Regions from separate parts of the Mus musculus genome. Here region 1 is linked to region 2. The links are chromatin contacts, found by POLR2A ChIA-PET in ENCODE. All regions are on one chromosome and are shown on one strand. The core of a region is the stretch at or near the end of the contact, and the rest is flanking DNA. Distances in the headings are between cores, read along the strand shown. Region 1 holds the start of Sf1 (splicing factor 1). Region 2 holds the start of Ehd1 (EH-domain containing 1).

The links. ChIA-PET counts read pairs that join two places held with the same protein, here RNA polymerase II (POLR2A).
Region 1: POLR2A ChIA-PET joins it to region 2 with 44 read pairs in embryonic stem cell. The contact joins the promoter of Sf1 here to the promoter of Ehd1 in region 2. POLR2A ChIA-PET finds 5 or more read pairs at or near these places in 4 of 5 experiments (Patski and embryonic stem cell).

Annotation. Positions count from the first base shown.
Region 1 is chr19:6,362,312-6,365,500 of GRCm38, reverse strand. Sf1 (splicing factor 1) reads right to left here and starts at 1,811. Exons shown (of 13, transcript NM_001110791.1): 1 at 1,383-1,811. The coding sequence starts at 1,413. It overlaps Gm14966 (predicted gene 14966), which reads left to right and starts at 1,791. Exons shown (of 3, transcript NR_168058.1): 1 at 1,791-1,894.
Region 2 is chr19:6,275,285-6,278,344 of GRCm38, reverse strand. Ehd1 (EH-domain containing 1) reads right to left here and starts at 1,449. Exons shown (of 5, transcript NM_010119.5): 1 at 967-1,449. The coding sequence starts at 1,370. It overlaps Gm14963 (predicted gene 14963), which reads left to right and starts at 1,767. Exons shown (of 2, transcript NR_168273.1): 1 at 1,767-2,052.

The sequences.
Region 1 (3,189 bases), core at 562-3,061, 87 kb before region 2:
AAGGAACAGTTCACATTTAGTTCTTTTAAAACGAAAATACTAGAGAATGTAACAAGGAACACATTTCTTTTGTAGTGTTAACATCAGAGTTTTTGCATATATTGGGTAAGAGCTCTACCACTGATGCATATCTCCAACTCTTTGGATCTTTTGTTTGTTTTTTGAGACAGAAGTCCCTTTAGAGAACCCTGGCAGTCTTAAACTATGTAGACTGGCATCAAACTCAAAGCCCCACCTTCCTCTGCCTCCAGAGTGCTAGGATTAAAAGCATGAACCATCATGCCCTTGCTTCCAAGACTTAATGCACAGAAACCCAGAATCAGAAGTGTACAGATACATATTATCAATTCTGAATGCCTTAAAGGGCAGAAAAGAGGAAACTGGAATGAGGCCCACAAAGCATTGGAACTCAAGCTACAAGAGTACACAACAAATCTCTTGCTACACATTACTGTGGGAAACATGCCATCCTTCAATATGACCATTCTTACTCGTGGAAAGATCAGTTTTCCTGACCAGTGGACACTTGTCATCAGAACTCTGATTTATTACATTCTTCCCTACATTTACCACACAAGGTTTTCTACTTCTCAGATTACAGGCCCAGAGAAAAAGCCTTTTAAAACAGCACGGGGAAAGCTGGTCACTCTGAGAACCTTCTAGAAAACAAAAGGAGAAAACCTTTAATAAATGATCGAACTCAAGCATCCCTAGTAGCCTTCCGAACTCGCCTCACTGTGAAAGGAGACACTCCTGCCACGGGGCTGCTAAAAACCATCAAGGGAGCCACTCACACCACGTCGTCCCGTGGACCTGACTCTCCTGTCCTCCATAGCAGGAGCTCAGGGGGCAACAGGTGGCTTCTTCCAAAACTACCACAATTGCGCCACAAAGCCTGAACGCCTCACTGCGTCTGCGCGAAGAACGCTTCCTCCCGCCCTTCTGGTTCTCGCGGTGCGCGTGCGCAATCGAAGCCTCCCAAACCAGGCCGCGCGTTCCCCGTGGCGCGTCCGCCCGGGCCTCCCGTGCGCGCGCGCGCGTCCTCGCCGCGTCCAACCGCGGTGGCGTTGCCCCTCCGTCGGCCGGTTCGGTTCGCCCGACGACTCTCGCGCTCTATCGGCCCGACTCACCTCCGCCGCCACCGGGCTGGCCCGGCTGCTGGTCCTGGCGCGGAGGCGACCCTCGCTGAAAAGAGCGGCGGCGGCGCGGGGGCGGCTGCTATGGCGGGTACGAGGCCGGGGGCGGCGGCGGTGACGGCACCGCCGCTAAGGACAAGGCCGTGGTTAGGGCCCCCGGCAGCGGCGTCCCGAGCGCCAATAGGCTGGGCTTGAAGCTGCCTCTGGGCCCAGGAAGTGGGGAAAGGCCTGGTAGGCCCAGCTTACCCAGCGGCGTGGCGTTCGCTCCGGTCGCCATGGCGCCCCAGGGGACCGGCAGCAGCGGTTCCTCGTCCTCCGCGGCGACTTCTCCTTCACGAACCTTCCGGGAGCTGGAGGTGGGGGGGAGGGGACCCGACTACGCGGCTGAAGAGCGCGGGGAGCCCGTCCTCTCACGCGGCGGGCGGCGGCGGCGCCAGACGCACAAAGAGGGAGGAGAAAGGACGCCGCGGGGGCGGGCTCGGGGCGGAGGGGCCGCGGCCTGGATTGGGCCGGCCCGAGGTGAGGTCGGAGGCAGCGGCCTCCGATTGGTGGAGCACTGGCTCTTTTCAATATGGGTCGGGATTGGCCGAACCGTTAGGCCCGGCGACGAAATGGCGGCGGGGCCGGGGGAACTGGGAGGTGTCGCAGCGCGCACTCCTTGTTACTGCGCGGACTGAGGCCAGAGTGGCAGGGGAATAGGAGGGGGCAAAGTCTGTGACGTGAGAGAACGGCTAGCTCATTGGCTGAAACCGATGGAGGTAAGCGCCTCGGCGTCGTAGTGCCACACGATTGGCTGAAACGATTCCCCTCCCCCAGGAGCCAGCCGCTCGAGAATGGAGAAAGCCGGGAGGAGAAGCCGGAACCAAGGCGGAGAGCAGGGGTGCGCATGCGTAGGGAGGGCACGCGTGTCCCCGCCCCCTTCCCCAGAGGGGCGGAACGGAGGCCTTAAGTGACGTTAGTCATTGTGCTAGAGGTAACTAGGGACCGCGGCGAAGGGGCGGGCTCGAGCTGACGAACAGGATACGTCGAAGCTGCAGGTAGAGTAGAGAAAGACTTCCTGTTTTCTCTGAAAAATAGTGTTACGAAATGGCTCAAAACTAGGGTAGTTGGTGGGTGTATTTAAAGACTTTATTTCATTCCGGTACAAGGTAGCCAAGTAGCCTGTCACCCGAGAACTTGAAAGGCTGAGACAGGAGAGCTGACATGAGTTTGGGGCTAACCTGGGGTACAGTATATCTGTCTCAAAAAATCCAGGTTCAATGGCACATACTAACTCTTGTAAAGGAAAAGTCAGGCGCTCCAAGTCCTTCTTGGAGAGGGGAGAGAAAGTCATTTCAAAAGTTAGTCTAAAAGTGTGCACTTCCAGGGAAATCTCAATGCGTTGGAAATTTGTTTCGGGTACCTTAAAATTACCCATAAAAATGGTAGGGAACTTGTAAATGAGACTGAGGCCAAACATTCCTTCCCATGAAATAAACATGAGAGTAATGAAACAGGTTAGCACAACATAATAGAACTGGGGATAGATAGGGTTCTCACAGAGAGGTTATTTAGACCCAGTAGGGGAAACAGTGTTTAATATGTAATTAGAGTGGCTAGAGAAATAGCAGATAAGACCAGGCACTGGCTACTCTTCCAGAGTCCCAGGTTGGATTCCTAGAACCTAAATGGTGACTCACAACCATCCGTAACTTCAGTCCCAGGATATCAGAACCCTCTTCTGGCCTCACAGGCACTGCATATATATGGTGCACAGACTTATATGCAGACAAAACACCCATATACATAAGACTAAGTAATCTTTTAAAATGATGTAGAAAAGTAGACATGTAGACAACAGAAGGTTTGGAGTAATCTAGGAATAAAGAGACTACAAAGATAAGAAACTCAAGTATGGTGGATGGTACAAGTCAACAGACTATGACAGGTAGGGAGGAAATGGCCATAGAACAGAGAAAGAGCAAATGTCTGGGCAGAAAATACAATTGAGTGGTAGAACCTAGCACATGTAACTCCCAGATTACATCAGCAGACATGTGAAAGTAGAAAAGCC
Region 2 (3,060 bases), core at 200-2,699:
ATGTAGAGTCACTCCTTGAAAGAGGGAGCAGAGAGGGCAGGGTCTGTGAGTCCTGTCATACCTCCTGTGGGAGGAGTCTGGGATGCCCCAATGCCCTTAAAGATCCTGGGTGTTAAGAGCTCCTCAGGCAGGCCACTGTGATTCATTCATAGCATCCTGAGGGGCTGACTCTAACTCACCGGGAACTGGTTAAGCTGAGACTCCAGGAGACACACGAAGTCTATCCAATCTATCCTAGACTATGGGTCTGGTCATTTCAGGAGCCACAGTGTTACCACCCCCTGAAGTCCCTGAAGTCTCCTGAGGCAACACTGACTTAAGCTTTTTTTGTTTTGTTGTGTTTGAGACAGGGTTGTCTCCTGTACTCCTGGCTGGTTTGGCATTCACGTAAGTGCTGCTTTTAGGAGGGGTGTTGGGACTCCTTCATCCCCTGCCTTCAAAGGGGGCTGCCCCCAAATCAGCAGACCAAAGCATAGCCTCCGCGCCCTTCCTACACAAAACCACTGGTCCCTGGAGATGTGACGCAGAGAGTGACACACTAGCAAAAGGAACATCTAAGTCTCGAGGTTTCCCAGGACACACACTTTAAAAACGGACCCCAGAGGAGGAGGGGGATTCATGAGAATGAGCTGGGTGCCTCCAGAATGAGGAACAAGAAAGGGGGGACAGCAATGGTTCATCTTCTCACAGCAGCCCCCCGCTCTGTGGGAAGTAGGTCTGGGGTCTGCAGGAGGATGTGAGAGTTAAACTGAAAACCTGGAAGGTTCTGGGAATGACAGAAGCCAGAAGAGTGGACGATGCCTAGTCTCTAACTTCTCTCGGGTAGTTAGTGGGACGCAGCAAAGCCGGTGTCCCTGGGAGTGGTCGCCTAGGGTCTGGCGGGGGCTCTCGGAGACAAAGGCCGGCTGGGGGCAATGGCTCCGGAGGCCTTTGGTATCCTCGCGCTGGGGGGCAAGGGGTGGGTACCTGTTGAGGAAGGCGTTGCCGAAGGCGTTGAGCTTGCGGAAGGGGCGCCGCGGGTCCACGACGAGCGCGTTGCCGGGCACCACGCCCTCGGTGGGGCCGTGCATGACCGCGATGAAGGAGTCGGTGGTGGGCTCCGGCCCGATGCGCATCCCCGGGAAGTCCTGCTCGATCAGGTGGCGGATGAAGGTGGTCTTGCCGGTGCTGTACTGGCCGACCAGGAGCACCATCGGCTTGTTGTCGAAGTCAGCGTCCTCCAGCGCGGGCGAGTGGAACTCGTGGAAGCGATAGTGCTCCTCCAGCGGCAGCAGCTTCTGCGCGTACAGCTGCCGCAGCCCCTCGGCCACCGTCTGGAAGAGCTCCGGCTCCTTCTTGCGGCGGGCATCCTTGCTCACCCAGCTGAACATGATGCCGGAGACGGGGCTGGCTGCTACAGGACGGAGCGGTGGCTGAGCGGGACTGGGGCGCGCGGCCGAGGAGGGGCCGGCCGGCCGGCGGAGGGCAGAGGGGCAGGGGGCGGGGCGCTGCCCGCACCGCGCAGGCGCAGGCTCGAGGGCCGGCGTGAGGACCACGACAGCGCCCTCTGCCGAGGGTCGCGCGAACCTCGTCGAGCCGCCCCTTTATAATAAGCCGGAGCCCGGCGTTCCCGCACGCTGGCCGCCGCCTCGAGGCTGGCCCGAGAGGAGGCGGGGGAAGAGCCCTCCAGGCCCCGCCCCATTCGCGTGCCACGTCCTCTTCTGCTTCCCATTAGCTGATTTCAAATATCGCGAGCTCGTGGCTGCGGTGCCTTGGCAACCGCACCTGTTTTGCTCCGCCCCTCGAGGGATGGCTCGTGGAAGTGTGGCGGTCGCGGGTGCCAGAGTCTGGCGTCGAGATGTACTAAGTCTGAGCACCATCTAGCACGTGTGGGCTTCCGGACACCCCCAAGTACTTCAGCTGCGCTCCCCAACTGCAGTGTTTCCGCTGGCTAGGAACTCCCAAAAGCATCGGGAGCCTCACCCTTTGGTCTTTTAGCGACTCTGGAGAGGGACAGGACAGCGGGAATAGGGAAAGCCGAGGGAGTACAGGACACCGGGAAGAGGAATATCGGTAAGGAAGGAGGAAGAGTGCGCTGGGACTCCACTCAGACTGATGGGAGAGGGACACGGCAATGGAAACAATTGACGTGACCTAGCGGGGAGTTTTCACCAAGGCGGTGCCAGCTGCGGAATGGGGTAAAAAGTTGCAGCTTTCTGGCTAGATGAGTTTGGAGGAAGTGAAATCGGAAATACCCTTTGTAAGGAAGAGGGGCAGTGTTGAGCAACAATGAAATGTTGTGGGAACTTAGGGGAAATTAAAAGCCCCAAAATTTCCGCTTTCCTGTCAGGGACACCACCAGTACCATCTCTTGTTCCGTTCTGAGTCCCAACCTGTTTCCAGTTGGTAGCTGTTCCCCACCATCATACCTGGCCACACCTAAGCCCCCTTGGCTGTGTCTGCTGGTGTCTAGTGGGTGATGTCAGAGATTTGGGGACTATGATTGTTAGGTAACTAATATCAGGTCACCCAAGTGGCAGGAGGATCTAAGGGCCATTGGAGAAGTCTAAAAGGCACCGGAGGAGTTGTTTAGCACACAGTTGTGGTCTCAACTGTTTGGAAAGGTTGGAGGATCACTTGAACCCATCGATTTGAGGCCAGCCTCGACAACAGACGCTGTCTTAAAAGAAAAAAAAAAAAAGACAAAATATTTATCGATGAGGCTAAATTCATAGCTTAGTGGTAGAAGCACTTGCTTAGCGTGCACAAGCCAGTAGGGCCCATCCCCAACAGCACTAGAGCCAACAGAAAATCATGGGAACTTGAAAGCCTTGGATCCCACTTGAAAACTTTGATTTGGAAGCCTGTGAGCTAGACACCTATGTGGGGTTAGGCGGGGAGAAAACAGTGGGATCTCACAGGAAGAAAGAGCCGTGTGTATATTGAGGGATCTCAGTCAAGTGGGATCCAGAGAAGGCAAGGTGGGAAGGTTCAGAGATCATTGCCAGAGACAAGCAAATCCCAGCCTGCCTGCAGGCTCTGGGCCAGGCTTCTTCTTTGATCTGGAGTTTCTCCTTTTTT